2 separate regions of the Homo sapiens genome follow, and region 2 is linked to region 1. A link is an interaction called in ENCODE POLR2A ChIA-PET data of the cell type or tissue named here. Cell type or tissue: B cell. All regions are shown on one strand.

Region 1 (8,000 bases):
TCAGAGGCTGAAGGAGGCCGCTGCCAACGGGGGCAGTGGTCCTAGGGCCCCTGTAGGCTCCATCAACGCCAGGACCACCAGTGACATCGCCAAGGAGCTGGAGGAGCAGTTCTACACACTGGTCCCCTTTGGCCGGAACGAACTTCTCTCCCCTCTAAAGGACAGTGATGAGATCAGGTCTCTCTGGGTCAAAATCGACCTGACCCTCCTGTCCAGGATCCCAGAACACCTGCCCCAGGAGCCAGGGGTATTGAGCGCCCCTGCCACCAAGGACTCTGAGAGCGCACCGCCCAGCCACACCTCGGACACACCTGCAGAAAAGGCTTTGCCAAAATCCAAGAGGAAACGCAAGGTAGGCCTGGGGCTGACTGGGGTGCGGGGGCGTGGAGGGGAAGGGGCTATCTCTTAACTTGTGGGTACTTGGATAGAGCACCCATAGGCTGCTGTTTGGGACGGTAGGCTGCCGCAGGAGTTTTGTGTGTCCTTACCTAACACACACTTCTAGGGTACTTTCTATATCCAGACACTGTTGTAAGCACTTAACATCTAACTTAGTCCTTAGAACTGCTCAGTGAGGGAAGTACCATTATTATCCCTTTTTTTGGGGGGGGGGGAGGGAGTCTCACTCTGTCGCCCAAGCAGGAGTACGATGGCACAATCTCGGTTCACTGCAACCTCTGCCTCCCAGGTTCAGGCGATTCTCCTACCTCAGCCTCCCAAGTATCTGGGATTACAGGTGTCCACCACCATGCCCAGCTAATTTTTTTGTATTTTTAGTAAAGACAGGGTTTCACCATGTTGGCCGGGCTGGTCTCGAACTCCTGACCTCAAGTGATCTGCCTGCCTCAGCCTCCCAAAGTGCTGGGATTACAGGCATGAGCCACCACGCCCAGCCTATTATCCCTATTTTATAGTTATAGGTAATTAAGCCTTGTCCCACTGCATGTCAAAATAGGAAATATTTATCAAGCGTGTGCACACGCAGCTGGATGTAGGGCCTGTGAGAAAGCTAAACACATGAGAACCCTCACTCTTTGCTGGCAGGAATGGGGTGACATTGATGGTGGGATCACTCATTGGCCCAAGAGGCCAGTGGCCTCATGAAGTTCAAGGTTGTGGCAGGTGAAAATGAATACGGCAGACCCTGATGCAGCATCAGAACCAGCAGCTGTTGCTTCTGTTAGCATTGATCAAGGAGGGCTTCATGGTGGAGGGGCCCTGAAAACAGGGCTCTGTAGAGGAGGGATATTTGAATACGTCCAGGGTCAGGAATGGAAGCGGTGAGTCCAGGGAGTGAGAAGGGCAGCAAAAGCAAGGACAGGGAGAGCTGGGGGGCATCTCTGGCAGCAGAGCCTGAACGTGTAGCCCATTTCGAAGGTTTTTGTGCAGGGGAATACCTTAATCATCCATTAAAGCCAATTTTGAGGGTTTTTAACCCCTCCTGTTACTGTATCTTCATAAGTAATTTTTATCACTGTGAAAAATACAATGGGTGACAGACCAAGATTGCAATATGCATGGATGGCTCCAAATTTAGGACAAAGTTTTCAGTAACAACAGCTCACAGGTATATAGGTCCCCATGACAGATGCTGCTCTAGGCACTTTATACATGTTAAATCATTTCATCCTTATAACTTTATGAGGCAAATATTGTCATACCCATTTTACGGAGAGGGAACAGAGGCTCAGAGAGCCTAAAGCAACTTGCCCAAGGTTACATAGGTCCTAAGGGGCTGAGCCAGGAATTAACCCAGGCTGTCTGGCTTCAGAGCGTCACAATAAGAAATCAGTCTGAGGTCTGTATATTTTCCAGTTTTCTGAAGACAGTCTAGTCTATCAATAGAAAAGTTAGACTGGACACATACGTTTCACAGCTATTTCGAATCCCTGATTGAGAAGGGGACTAAGGAGTACAGCTTGTTACCTTGTCCTGGCCACGATGAATATATTTCTTGCTTTGTAAGTGCGCATGGAGAAGGCACTCAGTCTCCTTTTTATGACAATCATCTTTGTAACCTAAGGGCACCTATGACCAGAGAAATTCATTCTAAAGTACCAGACCGGGTACGGTGGCTCAAGCCTCTAATCCTAGCACTTTGGGAGGCTGAGATGGGCGGATTGCCTGAGCTCAGGAGTTCAAGACCAGCCTGGACAACATGGTAAAATCCCATCTCTACTAAAATACAAAAAATTAGCCAGACATGATGGTGCACACCTGTAGTCCCAGCTACTCAGGCAGCTGAGACAGGAGAATCACTTGAACCTGGGAGGCGGAGGTTGCAGTGAGCCAAGATCATGCCACTGCACTCCAGCCTAGGCAACAGAGCAAGACGCCATCTCAAAGAAATAAATAAATAAAATAAAAAATAAAGTACCAAAGGATGTTTTTCTTCACATAATATTAATAACATTAAGTAATTTATCCCTATAAAGTAGAATTTGAAGCCCTTGCAAGAAAGTTCATGAAAAGAAATATGTTCAAGGGGCAGCTTTTTGCTTTTCCTTGGTATGGATGCAAAGAAAAAAAAATTTTTTTTTTTTTTTTTGAGACAGAGTTTCGCTCTTGTTGCCCAGGCTGGAGTGCAATGATGCTCCACCATCTTGGCTCACCACAACCTCCGCCTCCTGGGTTCAAGTGATTCTCCTGCCTCAGCCTCCCGAGTAGCTTGGATTACAGGCATGTGCCACCATGCCTGGCTAATTTGGTATTTTTAGTACAGACGGGGTTTCACCATTGTTGGTCAGGCTGGTCTCGAACTCCCAACCTCAGGTGATCCGCCTGCCTCGGCCTCCTAAAGTGCTGGGATTACAGGCATGAGCCACTGCACGTGGCCAGCAAAGATAATTTTATAAAGAGGCCCCAACATAGTTTCCACCCAGCACTGGCCATTATTAGCCGGCAGTGGGCGCCCTTAGTTGGTCCCCATTGCCCTGAGAGTGCTCACATATAATGGAAAGTGTGTGGATTTTCACACCAAAGTGTCCTGACTTCAAATCCTGTCTTTACCGTTTCCCTCCTGCAGGTCCAGCTTTTCATGGGCCCCATGCATGGGACCATAGTGGTGTGCATCACCCAGGGCCCCTTGGAATTGAATGCTTGTGGCTGCCATCTTAAAATTTTTCCTGTAATCTTTGAATTTGTGATGCTGCAAATTGATGGTACATGTGCAGGGGCATATGGAGCTTTGACTCACTGTGTTCCCACCTCCTGCCTGTTTCTGCAGGGCAGGTTCTGCCTGCGCTTCTGCCTCCTGGCACCCTGGGCCCTAGGCAGCCTCCCACTTCCTGTCTTAGTCCAGGGACTATTGCTGCCCTTGCCCCAAGAAGGGGCCTAGGTGCAGGCAGAGGAAGAATCTTGCCCATCCCTCATCCAGGTAGTAAGACATTCCAAAGAGGGTCTTGAAATCCCCTGGGGGTTGCCCACTTGCTGTGGGTTGTTGGGGAAATGCCTGACAACTCGGGCACCACAGGTAGGGCCTCTGATTGGCAGAAGGGGAACGCCCACACTGGTGGGCTGCACACATATACCTTGTCCAAGGGCAGACAGAGCCCTTGAGAGGCTACACTTGCCTCCCCAAGTATCCCCATGCCCAAAGAAGTACAGTGTGTATAGCAAATACTGTAGACACCTCCATGACAGAGACTGTGAAAGAATGGAGAATGTTTTCTATTTGAGGGCTTTATAACATCACTCTTTTCCTGCTTTTTGAACAAAGGGCCCAGCGTTTTCATTTTGCGCTAGACCCAGAAGGTTATTTATGGTCCTTGGCCTCCTCAGTGACCTTAATCAGGTGACCTTACTTTCTCTGAACATCAGTTTCTCCATCTAGAAAATGCTGACATCTGGGCCGGCCGTGGTGGCTTACTCCTATAATCACAGCACTTTGGGAGGCCAAGGTGGGCAGATCACGAGATCAAGAGATCGAGACCATCCTGGCCAACATGGTGAAACCCTGTCTCTACTAAAAATACAAAAATAGCTGGGCGTGGTGGCGCGTGCCTGTAATCCCAGCTACTCAGGAGGCTGAGGCAGGAGAATCGCTTGAACCCTGGAGGCAGAGGCTGCACTGAGCTGAGATCATGCCATTGCACTCCAGCCTGGCAATAGAGTGAGACTCTGTCTCAAAAAAAAAAAAAAAAAAAAAAATGTTGACATCTTTGCAGGGGTGTTGTCAGATTCACACAATATGTTCCAACAATGCAACTCAGTAATACTTGGCAGCTCATTTTCTTCCCTACCTGCTATTCCTCCTGTTTTTCTCTACACACCCTGTCTTCCTTACTACTTGCTGGTGCTCAGTCTTTGTTGAGTGTAGGAATCAATCAATCAGTTAATCATCTGGGAATGAGTGTGGCTATTACCTCTGGGATGGATGGCTAACTGAATACGCTGATGGAAATATACACATGAAATATGCAGAGATAGACATTGGTAATATATAGACAGATTGGAAATACATAAAGCCATCCAGGCATGCAGAGTTTACTAGAGAGATGTGCAGAAAGACTTACATAAAATTCCGTAATATTCTGTGTTTAAATAGTTGTATTACTTATGGCCATTTTTATTTTAACTTAAGAAGCTTCATTTACAGTAAGCCTGACACCTGGCTGTACTCATAAAATCTAAAGAATCATTAAACACAGACACAAGAGAAGTGAAAGAACATTCTTATAGTGCTCTTTACTTGGTATTCTGGGCATTAGTACCCCAGTACTGGGTGCTGGAGATGGGACCCCATAGACCTGGCTGTCAAATTTGTGGAGTCTCGCCCTGCTGGAGCCCTGGAGCTAAGGACTAAGAACTCGGAGCTTTGGTTTGGGCCCTCCATGGGGGTACTATTACAGTGTGGGCATCTGGGAGCCCCTGTGGCAGAGGCTGTGTGGCAAAATCCCAGCCAGAGCGAGAAAGTCAGAGTCTTTCTCTCTTTGGTGTTGGCACTTGTCTCCTGGAAAACAATGCAGACAGCCCTGAGGATACCATACTAGGTTCCTGTTATCTCATGGAAAATGGTACTTTCTGAATATATTTGTGTTGCACCTTAACACATATCTAAAGTTAAACACAGGCTGGCCTGATAGCTGACACCTGTAATCCCAGCACTTTGGGAGGCCAAGGTGGGAGGATCGCTTGAGCCCAGGAGTTTGAGATCAGCCTGAGCAACATGGCAAAGCCCCGTCTCTACAAAAAATACAAAAAATTAGCCAGGCATGGTGGCACACACTTGCATTCCCAGCTACTTGGAAGGCTGAGGCGGGAGGATCACCTGAGCCTGGGAGGTCGAGGCTGCAGTGAGCCATGATCGCACCACTGCACTCCAGCCTGGGTGACAGAGCAAGACTGTCTCTAAATAAACAAATAAAATTAAACCCAATCATGGCAACAAGGATCCAATCAAAGTACTGTTTTAGAAAAAGGTACTTTATGGATTCTAAGATGTCATGGGATAGTAATTGAAAACTAGAATTAAGGCACCAAGAGATAATAGCTTCTGCTTGCAGTTCACAAAAGGCAATAATTTTTTTTTTTTTTTTTGAGACGGAGTCTCACTCTGTCACCAGGCTGGAGTGCAGTGGCGTGATCTCAGCTCACTTAAATCTCTGCCTCCCAGGTTCAAGCGATTCTCCTGCCTCAGCCTCCCAAGTAGCTGGGACTACAGGCGTGCACCACCACACCTGGCTAATTTTTTGTATTTTAGTAGAGATGGGGTTTCACCATGTTGGCCAGGATGGTGTTGATCTCCTGACCTCGTGATTCGCCTGCCTCGGCCTCCCAAAGTGCTGGGATTACAGGCATGAGCCACCGCACCTGGCCAAAGCAAGAATTTTTAAAACAGAAAAGTCCAGGCTTGCCACTGCCCTTATGGCATGAATCCCAGAGAACACACACTTGCTGTACTTTATTCTGATACCAAGAAATGCCAAGGTGAGTGCCGCTGGAGCTGCAGTGGGAACTCAGACCAGTTGGAGGGCTAAATCCTAAGCCGGTTGATGGCAGAGCAGCTTTCAGAATTCAAAATGTTGAATCATGGCGTCGTGCCTCTCCTCTCCATCAGCTGTCAATTGTAAAACTGACAGATTTCATCCTTGCTTGTTGAGGAGCTAATGGGGAAGCTATGGCAGGGGCACAGCTGCTCAGGCTGTGCTTCGGGGAAGCCAGGTGAGTGGGGCTCCCAGGAGGCCTTGCTCTGTGGAAGTCGGTGCCTGGGAACTCATAATACCTCTTGAAATCCAGTGCTGATTGACTTTAGTTTATTCCCATACAGTGTGACAACGAAGACGACTACAGGGAGATCAAGAAGTCCCAGGGAGAGAAAGACAGCTCTTCAAGACTGGCCACCTCCACCAGTAATACTTTGTCTGCAAACCACTGCAACATGAACATCAACAGGTACGTGCATTCCCTCCAAAGTGGAAGTGAGCTGGAGAGATCTCTGGGTCTGAAAGTCACCTGCTATGTTGGAGGAGGGTCAGGCTTTTTGAGGACTACTCTGGTCAAGGTCTGCAGACTTGCTTCCCTCCTTTAACCCAAATCTTATTATTATGGCTACACATGTGCCACACATTATAGCTCCAGATACTCACGCAAGGTTCTTCTCCATAACCAAAGACCAGATACTAGTTACACACAGCTCTGCACTCCCCAAGACATGCCCTTCCCCCAAAAAAACTTAATAACTGAATTTCTAATCAATATTTTAATGGTAACCGCTAAACTCCTAAGAACACTAAGCTTATTACACAGACGAAGAAATACACACTTCAAGCTGAATCTCCATGTGTAGCACCTAAAGCAATTAATTGGATATAGACTAAAATTGTGGCCTTAGAAGGGTCCGTGCTCCCAAGGTTAAATGGCCACCCACACACTCCTCTCAAGAGGTTCCAGATGGACGCATCCAGCACTGACTCCCCTCTGTGATGAATGGCTTACAAGCAAAGCAAGATCCCAGGTATTTATTAGAAACAAGTAGCTTATCATCAGTCGTAGAAGCTCTTTCCATTTTGAAATACCACAGCACGGAAACCACTTTTCCTCTCTAAGACACTCCTCACCCTCCCTGACCGTATACATAGAATTTTGAAGAGAGATGAATGTCTCGGCACAACACATAAAAATGTAAACTGAAAGGTTAGGAAAAGATGTAGAGCAGTGCTAAAACTTGGCGAGGGAACTGGAGGGTGAGGGTGCACACACACAGGCACACTGCAGCGCCGGAATCACCTTGAAAGGCGAGGGCTCCTGTGGGTCTGAGCAGGAGGGAGGGCTGCCCCTGCATGCTGCCCACTCCTCGGTCCTCTTTGCAGGGTGGATGCCAGCCCAAAATATTGGGAAAGGGGAAATGGGGAAAATGTAGTCCCCAAATATTTTTAAATGTGTGATATCCTTTAGTGCTTGTTAATGCACTAAATAACCTTTCTAGCTGATCTGGTGGCTTCCAGAATTTCTAAGCAGTGAGGAATATAAACCGTATGTATGCACAACTGCAATATGATATGAAAATAGCTGTGATTTGGCCGGGTGCGGTGGCTCACGCCTGTAATCCCAGCACTTTGGGAGGCTGAGGCGGGCGGATCACAAGGTCAGGAGTTCAAGACCAGCCTGGCCAATATGGTGAAACCCCGTATCTACTAAAAATATAAAAAAATTAGCTGGGTGTGGTGGCACACTCCTGTAGTCCCAGCTACTTGGGAGGCTGAGGCCAGAGAATCGCTCAAACCCGGGAGGCAGAGGTTGCAGGGAGCCGAGATTGTGCCATGGCACTCCAGCCTGGGCGACAGAGAGGTTCCATCTCAAAAAAGAAAAGAAAAAGAAAAAAAGAAAATAGCTGTGATTTATACCGGTGACACGGTCTCAAGTGTTGTACTACTGCTCCTGCTAAACCATGACTCTGGTTTCATACCTTTACTCATAGTTGAAGGAAATGTTCTGTTACAGTGAGAGGTTAGTGAAAATGAAGAGGTCACTTCTCTATTCAAGTTATTGGACCCCAGGTT
Region 2 (8,000 bases), 150 kb before region 1:
TGATTTTTGTACGTTGATTTTGTATCCTGAGACTTTGCTGAAGTTGCCTCTCAGCTTAAGGAGATTTTGGGCTGAGACAATGGGGTTTTCTAGATATACAATCATGTCATCTGCAAACAGAGACAATTTGACTTCCTCTTTTCCTAATTGAATACCCTTTGTTTCCTTCTCCTGCCTAATTGCCCTGGCCAGAACTTCCAACACTATGTTGAATAGGAGTGATGAGAGAGGGCATCCCTGTCTTGTGCCAGTTTTCAAAGGGAATGCTTCCAGAAATAACGCCGCATGTCTACAACTATCTGATCTTTGACAAACCTGAGAAAAACAAGCAATGGGGAAAGGATTCCCTATTTAATAAATGGTGCTGGGAAAACTGGCTAACCATATGTAGAAAGCTGAAACTGGATGCCTTCCTTACACCTTATACAAAAATTAATTCAAGATGGATTAAAGACTTAAACGTTAGACCTAAAACCATAAAAACCCTAGAAGAAAACCTAGGCATTACTATTCAGGACATAGGCATTGGCAAGGACTTCATGTCAAAATGGCAACAAAAGCCAAAATTGACAAATGGCATCTAATTAAACTAAAGAGCTTCTGCACAGCAAAAGAAACTACCATCAGAGTGAACAGGCAACCTACAAAATGGGAGAAAATTTTCACAACCTACTCATCTGACAAAGGGCTAATATCCAGAACCTACAATGAACTCAAACAAATTTACAAGAAAAAAAACAAACAACCCCATCAAAAAGTGAGCAAAGGACATGAACAGACACTTCTCAAAAGAAGACATTTATGCAGCCAAAAAACACATGAAAAAATGCTCACCATCACTGGCCATCAGAGAAATGCAAATCAAAACCACAATGAGATACCATCTCACACCAGTTAGAATGGCAATCATTAAAAAGTCAGGAAACAACAGGTGCTGGAGAGGATGTGGAGAAATAGGAACACTTTTACACTGTTGGTGGGACTGTAAACTAGTTCAACCATTGTGGAAGTCGGTGTGGCGATTCCTCAGGGATCTAGAACTAGAAATACCATTTGACGCAGCCATCCCATTACTGGGTATATACCCAAAGGACTATAAATCATGCTGCTATAAAGACACATGCACACGTATGTTTATTGCGGCACTATTCACAATAGCAAAGACTTGGAACCAACCCAAATGTCCAACAATGACAGACTGGATTAAGAAAATGTGGCACATATACACCATGGAATACTATGCAGCCATAAAAAATGATGAGTTCACGTCCTTTGTAGGGACATAGATGAAATTGGAACTCATCATTCTCAGTAAACTATCGCAAGAACAAAAAACCAAACACCGCATATTCTCACTCATAGATGGGAATTGAACAATGAGAACACATGGACACAGGAAGGGGAACATTACACTCTGGGGACTGTTGTGGGGTGGGGGGAGGGGGGAGGGATAGCTTTAGGAGATATACCTAATGTTAAATGATGAGTTAATGGGTGCAGCACACCAGCATGGCACATGTATACATATGTAACTAACCTGCACATTGTGCACATGTACCCTAAAACTTAAAGTATAATAATAATAAAATAAAAATTAAAAAAAAGAAATAGAGAAATACTGAGCTTCAGAGAAACCAAAAACAAAATATCTGTGTGGATTGATTACTAACTCATTATTTTAGGCCAGTGCTTCTATTCTCTTTGAAGTGAGAAAGACTGTATTATAGATACTAAAGGAAAGATTGTATAAACAGAAAATGACTTTCAATACAAATCTTTTAAAAGGTAGATCGTTTGCTGAATTACTGATCAATTGAACTTGATATTATAAAATGGAAGCTTATTAAGCATTGAGATACTTGAATATTAACATGGATGATTTATGTCTACATTTTTAAAAATTATGAGAACGTCCTGTTCAGTTGAGTGACTGCATTTAAGCAATCCTTCCCCTTCCTTCAGAATCCCCACCTAATAGCCATGAAGCTGTAGAAATGGAAATAAATCCAAAATAGCACCATCAGAATAAGTGCCATCAGCAAACCAGAAATTTAGTTGTGTTCTGGAAAGCCGAAAGTAATAAAACCCTACTGAAAAATACCCCTGAACAGGGAAGGTCGTGACACAGCAAAGGAAGAATCAGACAGGAACAAGTTTTAGTGGTGGTGGGAACAGCCCCCAGGAGCCCCAGGAAAGACCACATTTCCACTGGACCCCAAGAGAGAACAAGTGCGAATTGCTTGCAGTGATGGGAACACCTGGCCATCCTTCAACCATTACCCCTCCACCCCCATCCTCACGGATTCCCACACAGAGCTTTCAGGATGATTTTTTCTCAAAAACCCCCAAAAACAAAAAGTACCATAATATTTGCTAAAAAAAAAAAAAATTGAACAGTTCACTCCTCACTGAGAACTAATACCAAAGAGAGAAACAGAATACATTCTAAGATAGTACCAGACCTTAAAAATAGATGACATGGAGTAATGGCAGAAGAGTCAACTATTTCTCAAGGGAAATAAACAAAAATTCTATACACCTAAAGTACAGTGCTTTATATTTTTCTTAGAGGAGTGGGTGGAGGAAGGGCTTGGGCTTACAGCTTGCCTGGAGGCTTCTCTTCTCTTGAGCCCTAAATGAATCCTTCACATCAGCATACCCTGCCCACTTACAAAGAGCCATAAATCAGCTCTTCCCTACAAAGGATAGGTGTGTTAGAAAAATTGATCGGAATACTGATACAGGAAAGCCACGCCAACTACCTTTGTTAACCAATTTTTTATTTAAAAATATGAATATATAACCAGTGACGCCAAAAAGAAAGACTAGTCCCAAAGGAAATCTAGGAAATCTAATTCAAGGTAAAGAAGAAAAAAGTTTCAAGTATAATTGCAGTCCTTAGAAAGATTTGAAATTATTTGTGTTAAATAAAAAGAGAACAGATTGGTATGAAAAAGAGGTAATTACAGAACAAATGAACACTTGAGAATTAAAAATATGATTGACAAACAATAGAAGGGATGATAATAGCTGAAGTCTGAAACGTTGAATATAAAGTTGAAAACTTTTTTTTTCTGAGTATAAAGCAAAACACAGATGGAAAATATGAAAGGGATTGAAGATACACAGCCAGTCAAGGTGGCAGAAAAAGAAAATGGAGAGGAATGAATAATAACAGAAATAGAGCACTAAGGGAAATGAGCAACTTACAATCAGAAAAGAACCCCTTACAAAAAAGGAAACGAGACCACGAGCAAGAGCAAGAACAAACAGGACAGCGGAGAATCAGACTCCTAATTCAGAAACTGGGGTTATCAAGCCTAGAATGTGAAATTAGAGCCCTTGCTTTAATTTCTGGAAATAAAAGAGAGGATTGGAAATGTGGTAAAGAGCAAGAAAACTTGGAGGAGTGTTAAACAGAATTCTAGGAATAAAATAATATAATAGGAATTAGAATTTCCATGGGCAGATGTAACAGCACATTAGACATAGCTGAGAAAGAATTAATGAATTGGAAAGTTGAATTTAAGAAATTATCTAGAATGCAGCCTAGAGAGACAGAAATGGAAAACAGGAAATTAGTTAAGAGACATGGAGATAAAGTGGGGAAGTCTAACATGCATCTAACTAGAATTTCAGAAAGGGAAAGGGAAGCGAGACAGTACTGAAGATGATTGATGGCTGAGAATTTTCCAGACTTGAAAGACATTAATCCACAGAGTCAAGAAACCCAGTGAATACCAAGGATAAATGAAAAAAAAAAAAGTCCACACTACACACATTATAGCTAAAGTGCACATAAAAATTAAAATACCCTTTAATATCTTCAACAACTCAACCAACTTACACCTGACTTCACAACAGCATCAGTGGGAGCCTGCAAACAGAGAAGCTGAAGCATCACTGAGTTGGGAAAAAATAACTATCAGCTTAGGATTGTGTATCTTGCAAAAAAAAAATTTAATGAGTCAAGACATTTTCAGACAAAAGCTGGGAAAGTATGCCACCAGTAAATCCTCACAAAAGAAATTTTAAAAGACATACTTTGTTCAGAAGGAATGTGAGGTGCGAGAAAGATTAAATGCAGTGAAAGTAAATATGGGGAAAATTTAAACAATGTTGATTGCATGCACCAGTAATAATATATTGTTAAGTAATCAAAATAAATACAATTGGAATCCACAAAACAATAGCATAAAATAAGATGAGAATGTGGAATTAAAATCTTCTAAGTTCCTGTAATTATTTTGGAGAAGGATAAAAATTTTAACTTTGGGCTTTGATAAATTAAGTAAATATTTGCAATTTGTAGGGTACCCACTAAACTATACTAAAAGGTATTTAACCTACAAACTAAATGTGGAGAACATCTTACAAACCAAGCTAAAAATAGAATATGAATATTATTAGTTAATCCAAAAGAATTGAAGAAGAGAAAATGAAACAGAGTATATGGAAAAATATGGTAGCATAAATTAAATCAGTAATTTAAAGGCCGGGCGTGGTGGCTCACGCCTGTAATCCCAGCAGTTTGGGAGACCGAGGTGGGCAGATCACTTGAGGCCAGGAGTTCGAGACAAGCCTGGCCAACATGGTGAAACCCCATCTCTACTAAAAATACAAAAATTAGCCGGGCGTGGTGGCGTATGCCTGTAGTCCTAGCTACTCAGGAGGCTGAGGCAGGAGAATCGCTTGAACCTGGGAGGTGGAGGTTGCAGTGAGCCAAGATTGTGCCACTGCACTCCAGCCTGGGCAACAGAGTGAGACTCCGTCTCAAAAAAAAAAAAAAAAAAATCAGTAATTTAAACAAATGGATTAGATGCAATGATTCAATAACAAATATTGACCAAATTGATTTAAAAAATAAAACTCTAGCTCTGTGCTATTTACAATGACACATTTAGAAATTAAAGATTCAGAAAATTTGAAAGGAAAAAGGTTAGGAAAATATATGCCAGCCAAATACTGGTGATAAAAAAGCATGATATGTTTATTCTGATACCAGAAAAATAAACTTTAAGCAAAAAGCATTACTACAGTTAAAAAGGGTCACTACCCAAGGAAAGATACAACTTACCATATGGACAAAATAATTTGATATATGTAAATTCCAAATAGCAAAGCTTCAAATTTTTAAAAGTAAAAGTCACAAATTACAAGGGGAAATGTATTATCTTAATGGAAGATGTAAACAGAAATTCGTAACTGTTGTATAATGCAAACAGAAAAATTAGTAAGGATACATAAGATTTAAACAACACAATGAGCAAGAGTACATTACCCAACAGCTGCAGAATATGCATTATTTTCAAGCAGACAGGGAACAGTTATGAAAATTGACAACTACTGGACCATAAAGCAAGTTTCAACAGATTTTAAAAGATAAATATTATATTTACCATGGTCTCCAACCACAGTATGATTAAATTAGAAATTGATAATGAAAATATGACTAGGAGGGAAAACACATGTTTAGAAATTAAGAATCACTCTAGATATTAGTAAATATTTGGGACTGAAAGGTAATAGAAATACCTAATATTAAAACTGGAGGAAGAAACTAAATTAGAGGGAAAGTTGCAGCTTTGCATCTGAAATACTCATACTAGAAGCTGGGTGCAGTGGCTCACGCCTGTAATCCCAGTGCTTTAGGAGGCTGAGGTGGGCGGATCCATTGAGGTCAGGAATTCGAGACCAGTCTGGCCAACGTGGTGAAACCCCATCTCTACTAAAAATACAAAATTTAGCTGGGTGTGGTGGCAGGCGCCTGTAGTCCCAGCTACTCGGGAGACTGAGGCAGGAGAATCGCTTGAGCCTGGGAGGCGGAGGTTGCTGTGAGCCGAGATCTCACCTCTGCACTCCAGCCTGGATGACAGAGTGAGACTCCGTCTCTAAATAAATAAGGAAATGACTCATACTAGCAAACAAAAAATTAATGAACTAAGCATCTATCTTAAGAGCTGAAAGAAGAGAAAATAAACCCAAAACAAATGGAAAAGAGATTTACAAAAAAAAAACAAAAGCAGAAATTAATAAAATAGCAGAGATAAAATTTTAAATGTCAATGGAGCCAAAAGTTTATTCAATGAAGTTATAATACAGTTGACAAACTTTGCAGAGAGATTGATCAGGACAAAAAGAGAAAAGGCACAAATAAATAATATTAGGAATCAAAAAGGGAATAAACTGTGATGCAGATCAAGAACAAAAATATGTTATGTGCAAAATTATACCAAAATTTTTTCAAAACTAGACGAAATGACTATGATTAAAATGATTTTTCAGGTATTACATGTATATATGTATATGTTTTATATGAAATTTACATATAAATATAACCTGAATAATCCTATAGCCGTTTTAACAATTGGCCCAGTAATTTTTTAAAAATCATTCCACCACACAATTTCAAGGCTAGACATTTTTACTAAGAATTCTACCAAACTCACAGGAAGAGGTAATTCCAAACCTACACCCTTCTTCAGAGAATTAGAAAAAGCCAGCAGTTCTCAACTCATTATATCAAGGCAGTATAACCTTGATATCAAAACTTGACAAGCCAGTACAAGAAAAAGAATTCACAGGTATCATTCATGATCATAAATGTAAAAATTCTAGGTCAAATATTTGTAAATTCCATCCAGCCAAGTACAAAATATATTTTAAAATATAACTCATAATTAAGAAACTGTACTTATTTTAGGAATTCAAAATTGGATCCTTTTTATAATATTAACATGATTAATTATATTAAAATATTAAAAGAAAAATAGGATTGTTTCAATAAATTAAGAAAAAGCATTTGATAAAATTCACTATACATGATTTAAAGGAAAAATAGCAAATCAGGAATAGAAGCCCACTTCATTAACACAATAACAGTATCTGCCAAAAAAACTCAAAACAAGAATCCTATTTAGTGTTGAAACATTTGCAGCGTTCCCCTCAAGATGAGGAACAAGACATGAGTTCCACTTTTATGCAACATTATACTGGATGGACATCCTTGGTCGAGGCAATAAATTAAGAAAAAAAAGTACCTGTTAGAAAGGAGAAGAACATTCATTTTCTCAAATTATATTGTTTATGCAGAAAACTCAAAAGAATCTACAGATTATTAGGATTAATAAGAAAATTTAGCAAGATTGCTGTATACACAATTAATTTCATTTCCCTACACTAACAACTGAAAATTATAGTTTAAAACTTTTAATATTAGTATAAAAATATAAGTTACTAAGCAATAACCCTGTCAAGAGATGTGTTAAGACCTCTATGGAGAAAATTAACAAACTATTGAAATACGTTAAGAAATATCAAAATAAATGGAGACGCCTAATACCAAGTACATGAATTGGAAGATGCAGTGTTGTAAAGATACAAGTTCTCTTCAGATATCTATAGATTTAATACAGCTCCAATCAAATTTCCAACTTTTGGGTATGTGGAAATTGACAAACTGATGATACTCAAATTTATACAATAGATCAAAGGGCTAAGAATAGCCAAGATGTTCCTAAATAGCAAGGTTGGAGCTTTGCCTTACGAATATTTTTAAATATATATTAAAGCTAAGTAATGAGGGCAGTAATAGACAAATTGAGCAATGAAAGTGAGTGAGTAGAGACCCAGAAGCAGATCCACAGGCGTATGAAAACTGGACTCATGGCAGAGATGATGATATAGATTAATAGAGAAAGAATGGACTTCAAGTACCATAATAACTGGTTATTTCTAGGGAGAAAAACGAAACTTAACTCCTACCCCACGCCATATACAAAAACCAATCCAGGTATTTTTTAAAAATCAGTAAAAGTATATACTTTTAGAAGACAGTATAAAACATTTTTCTGATGTTTTTCTTAAATCACAAAAAGTGTCAAATAAAGAAAATTATCTATAAATTTGAGTACATTAAAATTAAGAACTTAACATTATCCAAAGATAATAGAAAAAATAAAAAGGCTAACACTGGGAAAAGTTTTGTTGTTGTTGTTGTT

Evidence for each region. Peaks named below come from ENCODE experiments on the same cell type or tissue, not always from the same donor. Only the 100,000 strongest peaks of a DNase experiment are listed, where the experiment ranks them.
Region 2: POLR2A ChIA-PET joins it to region 1 with 7 read pairs; 2 of 35 experiments call an interaction of 5 or more read pairs at or near these places.

The regions. Positions count from the first base shown.
Region 1 is chr2:99,585,547-99,593,546 of GRCh38, reverse strand. It overlaps AFF3 (ALF transcription elongation factor 3), which reads left to right. Exons shown (of 25, transcript NM_001386135.1): 15 at 1-352; 16 at 6,269-6,393. Among named protein-coding and RNA genes, the nearest start is that of REV1, 100 kb to the right of the region's middle. In B cell, no CTCF peak of the experiment used is centred here; no DNase peak of the experiment used is centred here.
Region 2 is chr2:99,733,403-99,741,402 of GRCh38, reverse strand. The region is part of intron 10 of AFF3 (ALF transcription elongation factor 3); the gene reads left to right. Among named protein-coding and RNA genes, the nearest start is that of REV1, 250 kb to the right of the region's middle. RefSeq lists a silencer at 5,810-6,010. In B cell, no CTCF peak of the experiment used is centred here; no DNase peak of the experiment used is centred here; H3K27ac peaks cover 794 bases.